Regions from separate parts of the Mus musculus genome. Here region 2 is linked to region 1. Evidence: chromatin contacts called from ENCODE Hi-C data. All regions are on one chromosome and are shown on one strand. The core of a region is the stretch at or near the end of the contact, and the rest is flanking DNA. Distances in the headings are between cores, read along the strand shown.

Region 1 (4,464 bases), core at 1,296-3,795:
ATATTAGCCATAAAATACAGATACCATGCTACACTCCACAGACCAAAGAAGCTAAACAAGAAGGAAGGCCCAAGCAAGAAAGCTTCAATTTCACTTAGAAGGGGGAGTAAAATAGTCATAAGAGGCAGATGGAGGATGGGAACTTCGAGGGAGTGGGTGGAGAGGGGAATGGGGTGTTTGGGATCAAGTGTGGAGAATGACAGGAGAGATGGATAGATGGCCATGAAATTGAATGGGAATCTGCAACTGACAGGGGTGAGAAGGTGGGGGACATCTATAGGATGAAACAGAGACTTGGGAAAAGGGAGACACCCAAGAATCAATGGGGATAGCCTAGCTTATAACATTGAGGATATGGAACCTGAAGAGGCTACTTCCTGTAGCCAGGCAGGAACTCCAGTGGAGCATTAGCGACACTAACCCACCCATAAAACATTCAATACAAAATTTATCCTGTCTACTAGAAATTCAGGCATGGGGAATAGAACAGAGACCGAGGGAATGACCAACCAATACCTGGCCCAACCTGATACCCATCCCATGGTCAAGTTCCAAAACCTCCAGCTTTTAAGCCTCTGGAGCTTTCTGTTAGACACACTTTTACATTTCTCTGTAAAGGGATGTAAAATTGCTAAAGGAATCAGGGACATCCATTTTGACTCCACTGGAAAGAGACTCTTGGGAGTGGGCATCTTGTCCTCAGGACATCTTGGGAGTTTCTTCTCTTTGCTGATTTTACTTTCCATCGTTCACTATAATCATTTATAACCAGAAGTTCAACCTTACGATGAGCCTTGAACATTCTCTAGACACCCATCAGACCTGTATAACTATCTTAACAGGGTACCACAATGATTTAGAATGCATGAGACAGTCCACAAGATGCCTTATATGGGCCTAGAATCACAGAGAGGACATGGTATAAATCAGCACCTCTCAAACCATATACCCACTCACACACCCACACACATAAACATACATTCTCAGATATGTTCAAACCATACTGTAGATATTCCATGTGTTTGTAATGTTATACTATCATTTTCATCTTTACTTTTTAATCAAGAAAAACCAATAAATTCACTTAATTGAAAGCAAAATTATTGGCAATTTTTTTCTTTCTATAGAAATTTTGAGCAAAATTCTAGATTTACACCTTCATTTACAGGGGAATGCCGGGGCCAAAAAATGGGAATGGGTGGGTAGGGAAGTGGGGGGGGGGGTATGGGGGACTTTTGGAATAGCATTCTAAATGTAATTGAGGAAAATACATAATAATAAAAAATATTAAAAATAAAAAAAGAGAAAAAAAGGCAATGTATGTAATGATCATATAAGCATGTTCCTAATACACTTAGTCTATAGCTGATGCTAGAAACATCAATGAGGCTGAGTGACCAGTATAATATAGACCTGCATGATGAGGGCATTGTGAACATGGCCTCAAGTGCACAGCTTCACGCTAACCAAGGATAAACTATGTAATGCCGTGGCTACCTATCCGGTAACTACCTCTTTTAACTTATTGCCCTCACCTTCTTTCCTTCCAAAATGTCCTTCTTTCTTATTTATTTATCAAAGGAAAGAAACAGAAGGAATGGAACTCAAATAAACAGGTGTCCTCTGAATTTCCCCTGGAGTTATCCCACTCGAGCTCCCTGATAGCATGAGGAAGCACGGCAAACTTCTGTCCTTGTGTGGCACAGTCTCATTTTAGTATCACCTGTTTCTATTTGGAATGAAGGGGAACCCAAAAATAAATGAACTGGCTCAGAAGCCCATGATGAAAATAGCATTGAAAGACTGACTCCGTCTGCAGCTGGCCCTCACCACAGACTGTGCCGGGTCTCCACCTCCCTCCTCCACTTCCCCTTCTATGCCAGGGCAGCTTATTCACACTGCCAGTGAATACTTAACACGGAATTCTTCAAGTACCACTGCAGAGCATCCAGCAAACACAGCTCTAAACTTAGCCTCACATATGTAGCCAGAGACACAGATAAATATAGAGACCTAGAAATACATACAGAATGCCAGAGAAACATGCTCTCGGCCAGAAACATATTGTGAATATGCAAATACCTCAGTGTCTGGTACTGAAGCTTTGCCCTTTAGCACTTACCTCGCTCTGTCTTTCTCTCATTTTCTCTCAGTACCATATCCCCCTCCACCAGTCTCTACCCATCTGTTTATTTTTTTTCCAATCTCCTCATTTAAAAAAAAAATATGGTATCACCTCTTAAAAATAAGAAAAAATATGGTGCTACAATTCCCACTGCCAGGTGTAACATATGATTCTGCTTCTGGGAGCTGGGAAACAAAATGTATAAAGGGGGATGGGTGTGTTCAAACTTTCTTACAAAGGTTACCAGAAATGGATTCTTAACCATTTTGTCTGCACTGTGTTCATTCCTTATTAGATTTCAGGTTTGCTTTGTAGTTTAAAGAAATTGTATAATCCAGACCTTGTCATCAACTGGTTTAATTTATTTCCCCGAAATGAGAGGCCTGGCAGAGGCAAGCAAGCCTGGCAGGGGCAGGCCTGCCTCTCAGATGTCTGGATCAGCGAGCTTAGCTATGGAAACAAGTGTTAAAGTGCCACGGACGACAAGTTCCATGGGTGCTTTTCACATCACATTCTATATGGATGACATCATTCTGTATACTGACCAGCACAACTGCATCCTTCTGTTTGATCTACATCACAGAGATGTGCCTCCATGAACCAGAAATTGGCACTGTTACAAATTATCTATTCTAGCAAGAAAATGAGACTTAATTAAGTCAATTAGCCAATAAATGAAACAAACATAAGAGGGAAAGAAGAAAGTCAGGACAAATTTCTTTTCCAGGAGCTAAATTCCTTGTCTAAAAGGGAAACTATTGGCATTCTAAGTATTCTAAGAAAAGATCTTGCTATATCTATATTTTATATTCCTGTTTGCAGCACTAAAGATATAGTGGCATGAGCATCATTATTAGAAGTAGCTATTTTCAATAAGTTGCTAGAAAATGGTCATCATTAATCTGACCTACTGAGAAAGATAACAGAATAAAGGAATGGGTAGTTCTGGAGTACATACCCTTTGCCAGCCTAGCGACCAGACATGAGTTATTGTATTTCATTTCATCTTTACAAACAGCACTGCAGGGGAGGTATAATCCTTGTTTTATGAGAAAGGAAACTGAGACTCTGAGAGGTTAAGTAATATGCTCAAGGCCTCAAGGTTATAAGTGCAACAGCCAGAATTCAATCTGAGCTTTGTCTACAAAGCCCATGTTCTTTCCACTGAATCAACCTAGACAGCAAGTTCAGGGCATGTAAGGCCAAATTGGCAAACCCTGGTCCTGGCAAGCTTCCCCTTAGCTTAGCTGGTTTAAAAGGACAAGGTATCATATCTCCAGTTGGGTCACAATAATTAGATGTGCTCCCCTGGCCTTCAAGTGATGTTGGCCTGGCTCCAGCTCCTATATCAGCATTACTCAATTGAAATCTTATCTGACCCTTGATGAGTTATTAAATCAAAGTCAAATTTAAACTGATGTTCAGAAACTCTACACTTGAAAAACAGGAACAGAAAATCAAAAGACCTCTATTTGTTCTCTTTGTAAATACTTGCTTTTTAATGTAATTATTGATCTTAAAACAAAGAGAAAGAAATAGATCAGAGATATCCCTAAATCACAAGTGGATAAAAGAGAAAACGGTTTATACTTATGTTCCCAAACAGGTCTGGTAGCTACAAGGGCTGATGACTTTATGGCCATTTACATGTGCAAAGTGTCAAGCAGTAATAAACTGGGTGAGCACAGATGCCACCCAAATAATCCCAGGAGTACGCAAGAAGGGGGCGTCAAATAAAACAATGAACATGACTTTGAGAATGGACATTATAAACAGGTCTTCAAACGAGCAGTAACTGGACAGCTATATTGAAGTTTGCCACCCTACTGTGGCCATACAAAAGTTTGCAGAAATATATATGAAGAACTTAAATCGACATTACCAGTGATATTCGGCTTTCAGTTTCCATCAGAATAAATTTCAAATCAATCCTGAAAGGTCACAGCCACAGTCCAAGCAATGCAGATCCACTTCAAGGTTCCAGTTGCACCTTTCCAGTAACCTCTGTCTTCTACTTCCATGGAGCAGGGATGGCTCTCAGGAGACTAGCCAGCAAAATCAAACTATCAGAAAACAAAATGCATCTTACATCTCTAAATGGGGATCTGCCTTCAGTTTTTTATTTTAGTGGCTGATTTGATTGATTGGAAGTTGGGGAAACAGAATAAGCACAGGGGCTGTATGAGAGAGGAAAGGTGATAATCTCATTATAGATAGAGATGTATAGAGATGTATAGATGTATAGAGTAGCAGTTCTCATCCTGTGGGCCTTTGGGGTCAAATGGCCCTTTCACAGGGGTCATGTATCAGATATTTATATTATGGTTTATAATAGTGGC
Region 2 (4,464 bases), core at 719-3,218, 370 kb after region 1:
GCATCATTAAGGACCCGGTGAAACAAACATGTTTCAAAAGCACTCCAAGTCTAAGAGCGTTGAACACAAAAGCATTGGGGGGGGGGGGTGTCCTGTTTTTATTATTATTATTTGTTTTTTTTTTAATAAAAGTAATGAAATGGCTCACTGCTTAACTCCCTGGCTCTTAAATTATGCCATGATGGTAGAAGGAAGAAATGCAGCCCAGAGTAATAAAGAAGCAAGAAGTCAAAGGGCCCCAGAATCTTCCCAACCTTCCAGCCTCCTGACCCAATAAATCAATATCGAAAGTTTGGCCTCAGCGTTTTCCAAGTCTCCCCAGTTTCGATTGTTCTGCTTCCTTTTCTGTTTACCGGAGAAGAAAATGCTTAATTTCTTTACACCTGCCTAAAGGAAAAAGAGGCCCTGACTTGCCTTTTCTGCCCACAGGGGGGAAATGGTAATACCTTTGTGGGGGGGTGGGGGAGGAGGGGGGTAGTGTTGGAAGGGGGTAAGACAAGAGCTAAGCAAACAGAAGGATCAGCTAAAGTCAATATCGTTACCTGTGGTATTGAGCCTGTAAAAACTGAAACTCTTCCTTAATCCGATCACAGGATTCTGAAATTGTAAATTTGAAGGGTTGAGCAGGCTGATGCGGTGCCTAAAGAACAACAATAAAATATTTAATTAGCCCACATCGCAGGTGGGGGGTGGACAGCCCGCGGTCCGAGACGTGGGGGGGTTGGTCGCGCCGCTCCCGCCTCTCGCTCGCCTGCTGGGGTCCCGGTGCCTCCGGGCGGCCTCCCTCGGCTCAGCTTCTCAGCCTGGCTTCCGCCTCCCCCCGTCACCCCCCAAACCCCCGAGCCCCCGGCCCGGCTCTCCCATCCCTCCCTACCCGGAATCGAAAGTGGCCCGTCGGAGGCAGCCGCGCCATGGCGTCGAGCGGCCGTCAGCTAGCAGAGCGAGTCCGGCCTGTGGCCGCCGGCGCCCTCCACCCCGCAGACTCGCGCCGCCCGGCTCGCCCCCCTCGGGAGAGCCGCGCGGGCGGAGAGCGGCGGCGCGCTGCTTCCCGGGGCTTCAGAGACAACAATAAGAAAATGGCTACAAGTCGGTCGCCTCCCGCACCCTCGGAGCGGCCGGCCGCGGACAGGGCTGCGGGCGCGGCGCCACTCACCGGGTGGCGCGTCTGCGGGTACATCTTGCTCAGGTCGCGAATCATCCACGCCGCTTTAGTTGGCTGCGCCAGGCAGAGGCGCGCGGCTCATCCGCTTCGAGGGCCCCGCGGCGGCGTCCCGGGCCTGCGGGTCTCGCGTGACGCGGGCGGCAGGCAGGCGCGGCGGCTGGGCGCGGGCGGCCGGCTCCGCATTCCCCGCGGGCGTCACTGAGGGCGGCGGGCACCGTCCGTCCTGCGCCCGCCGAGCCCCGCGCCCGCCGAGCGCCGCCCGCCTGCTCGCGCCCCACTCCAAACTTTTTTTATTTGTCTTTTAATTGGCTGCTATTCCTCGGAATGAATGGTCGCTTCTTCCCTGAGAGCGAGCGCAAACTCCTTTGGTTCGGAAGAGGTCTCGCGGCGCTTGGGGGTTCTCTGGAGATTTTTTTTCACTTCACAGCAACGATCTTTTAAAAGGCACCTTTTAGCTTCTTTTACCACATTTCATTTCCTTTTCTTCCTTCCTGTTTTTTTAGCCCCAAATTGAAGGGGATTATAAAAATAAAAGAGCGAAACGCTTGCGGCTTTTTAAAATTCTCTTTCAAACTCTGCGAACACCACCTCAAAATAATACACGAGTGTGTAAGAGGGGGAAGAAGGCAGCCAACAGCCGAACGCCCGCTCGGAACAGCTCTAACAACGCGCTCTGTGTAGGTGACTTCTTTGACCAAATTTAGCAGCAGCTAATCATTAACATTCTGATACATATTCACGACCATCCGCGGAGGGCCCAAGGAGCATCCCGGGAGATGTAGTCCTCGCGCGGCTACTGTGGCCAAGGATGCCTCCAGATTGACTACAGTCTCCGGCTAGCCCCGCGCGCTCTCCGCGGCGCTCTCCAGGAGCCCCGCCCTCCCGCGGCGCGAGGGCGCCGCATCAACCAATCGGAGATGGCTGAACATTAATCGCGGTTCTGTGTTACTGCCCATCATTTCACCGCTGACAAATGGCAAGCCAGGAGGGCGGGGCCGGGCAGGCTAGGCCCACGTGGGGACAGGGCGTGGCGTGGAGCTCCGACCAATAACTGCAAAGAATTGGTGCTGGCGGAGGCGGGGCGCAGCGGCCCGCCCGGGGCGGAGCCTCGCCCTGGCCGCTGTTCCCTAGTGCGAGCGTTCGAACCGCGGAAACATTTGTTCAGCTGTCAATCAAAGTAACGTGGGGTGGCGAGCCGCGGCGGCTGCTGTCGCTGCTGCACTGGCTGCATCTTTAGAAGCAGGTTTCGGCGGCGATGGCGGTGAGACTGCAGGCCGGTCCGAAGACGCCCTCCGAGGCTCATCTCCCGTTCGACGCGGAGCCCAGGCCTGGCGACCGCGCGGGGGTGCGCACTAATTAGGGCCCGATGTCTCCGTAAAGAGACAAGCTCGGCCTTGTGCAACGCGCCGAAACCCCTGTTGAGACAAGAGAGGGAGGATCGCGCTGATCCCACTCCGTGCGGTTCACATCCATTTTACGCGCTGCTGGAGCCGGCATAATTTTCCGCGTGAGCGCGGACGCCGTCGGCCCGGTTTAGAGCCGCAGCCGGGAGGCGTGCACTGGGCCGGTCCCAGAGCTTCCCGGCCGGCAGACTCTTGACATTCCCTTTCTTTAGAGGCACCAGTCAACTTACTCCGGGGTTGAAAGAGGGTCCGAGTGTGGACCGTCGGGCCTTGGGCTTGTGATGGCCTACGGAAGAGGGTCAGAACCCGGGAGTGGCAGCCCGCCCGAGGCAGTTTTGAGACTTGGCGGGTGTTGGGAGCCTTAAGGCTGAGCTAAGGAACCTCTGACCCCTGGGCAATCAAAAGAATTCGGAAAAAGTCAAGCAGGATTGTAGCCAAGGCTGCTGTGTTTGGGACATTCATTTCTGAGTCCCACCTTAACTCGAAGTGCAGGCTAATACGGTGCTGTTGGTTCAACAAATGTGGGAAAAACGTTTTTCCTAATGATAGCGCTTTCCACGACAGAGGAACCGGTAGCTTAATGCCCAATTCAAGGCGTTCTGTGGGCCTCACTAGTACTGGCCACTGAGGACACCGAGGCAAAGAAAGACTGCAGTAGTCTTGCTAAAAATCCAGAACTGAGGCTCATACAATGCCTCCGTTCTGTAAATTTAATTTCCAAAATAAGAGGATGGAGGACTTGCCTCTGTCTCATACCCAATTATTAAAATGCGGCCAATCCAGAATAAAGGGGATTCACATAAAGAGGATTTTGAACACGTGAGGGTTTTTTTTTTTAAGCTCAACAATAATTGCATATTAGGACTGCATTTTTAAAGCTATCAGTTAAGCAAAATGGCTTTATTTTGCCTGTTTGAAAAAAACTTGCTTCTTAGAAATTTTGAAAAATTTTATACATTTATTTAGTGTGGGGGGGGCGGGGGGATTTGAGTCTGTGCGTGTGTGTGTGTTTGTGTGTTCACAAGCCCTGGAGATCAAGTGACAAGTGCATGTACCTGTTGAGCTATCTTGCTGGCTCCAAGTTATTTCCTGAAGCTCGCAGATGTACAGCAGTGTTCTGAATCGTTCTCAGAAGGCTTGAGTGATAACCGTGTCTGCACTAGGACATTGAGTCTCAGAACAAGAACAGCGCCGTTTTTCTGAGGTTGCTTATTTGCTTTCCCTGGAACTTTTTTTGTGTCTCTGTGGGAAGGAAGTTCCATGTTCTTTCACTATTTCAGGCAAAATGGCAGTAGGTTCCATGGGAACTGGGCCTTGGTTAATCAGGGCTATGCTCCAGTGCCATGGATGGGGCCTGGCATGTACCTGGTGCTCGCTCAGTAAATGCTTGTTGATGGCTTTGGCAAATCCAAGCCTTGTGTTCTCAGTATAGAACGCTGCTGTGTCATTAGGATCCATGCAGTCATTTCCCGGGACAGGAAACAAGAAGTTTAGTGCTCGAGCCTGAGGGCTATTGAAAGGGTCAGGGTGGAAATATCAGTTTAGAGGAAAAGACCTTTCTCTTAACCTCTCTCACCAGCTTTATATCAAGAGAAAGTAGCTGGAGAAAACAGGGCGTTTCTGACTTTTTTAAATGTAATTTTAAACTTCAGCCTGTGTATATGTGTCACATTTTAACCTTGTGACAGAGCTACATAATTTGTTACATGTATCTGAAAGATGTCAGATGGGCCAACATACTCAGCCCTGCTCCAAAGCACTAAATGTTGATCTTGTCCTACTCTGCCCCACCCTTGCTTCTCAACACTTAACTGCTGAGCCAATCTGGAAAATGGGTTAGGGGCTTATTCTGTTCCACCACAAACTGGGTGACTCCAGAGTTTTCGTATGAGATGACTT

The links. A loop is a pair of places that touch in the nucleus more often than their neighbours do.
Region 2: a map of gastrocnemius shows a loop between it and region 1 (5-fold over the local background). The contact joins the promoter of Tle4 here to the enhancer-like site in region 1. A Hi-C loop is called at or near these places in 2 of 37 maps with a recorded cell type or tissue (gastrocnemius and heart).

The regions. Positions count from the first base shown.
Region 1 is chr19:14,223,397-14,227,860 of GRCm38, forward strand. No RefSeq gene overlaps it. Among named protein-coding and RNA genes, the nearest start is that of Gm31331, 130 kb to the left of the region's middle. Within about 2 kb of position 2,546, at least 1 of the 3 ENCODE cell types and tissues checked has a DNase peak (open chromatin) inside an H3K27ac peak, as active enhancers do; it is gastrocnemius, where a contact is called at or near this core.
Region 2 is chr19:14,596,215-14,600,678 of GRCm38, forward strand. Tle4 (transducin-like enhancer of split 4) reads right to left here and starts at 1,969. Exons shown (of 20, transcript NM_011600.3): 1 at 1,154-1,969; 2 at 543-640. The coding sequence starts at 1,198.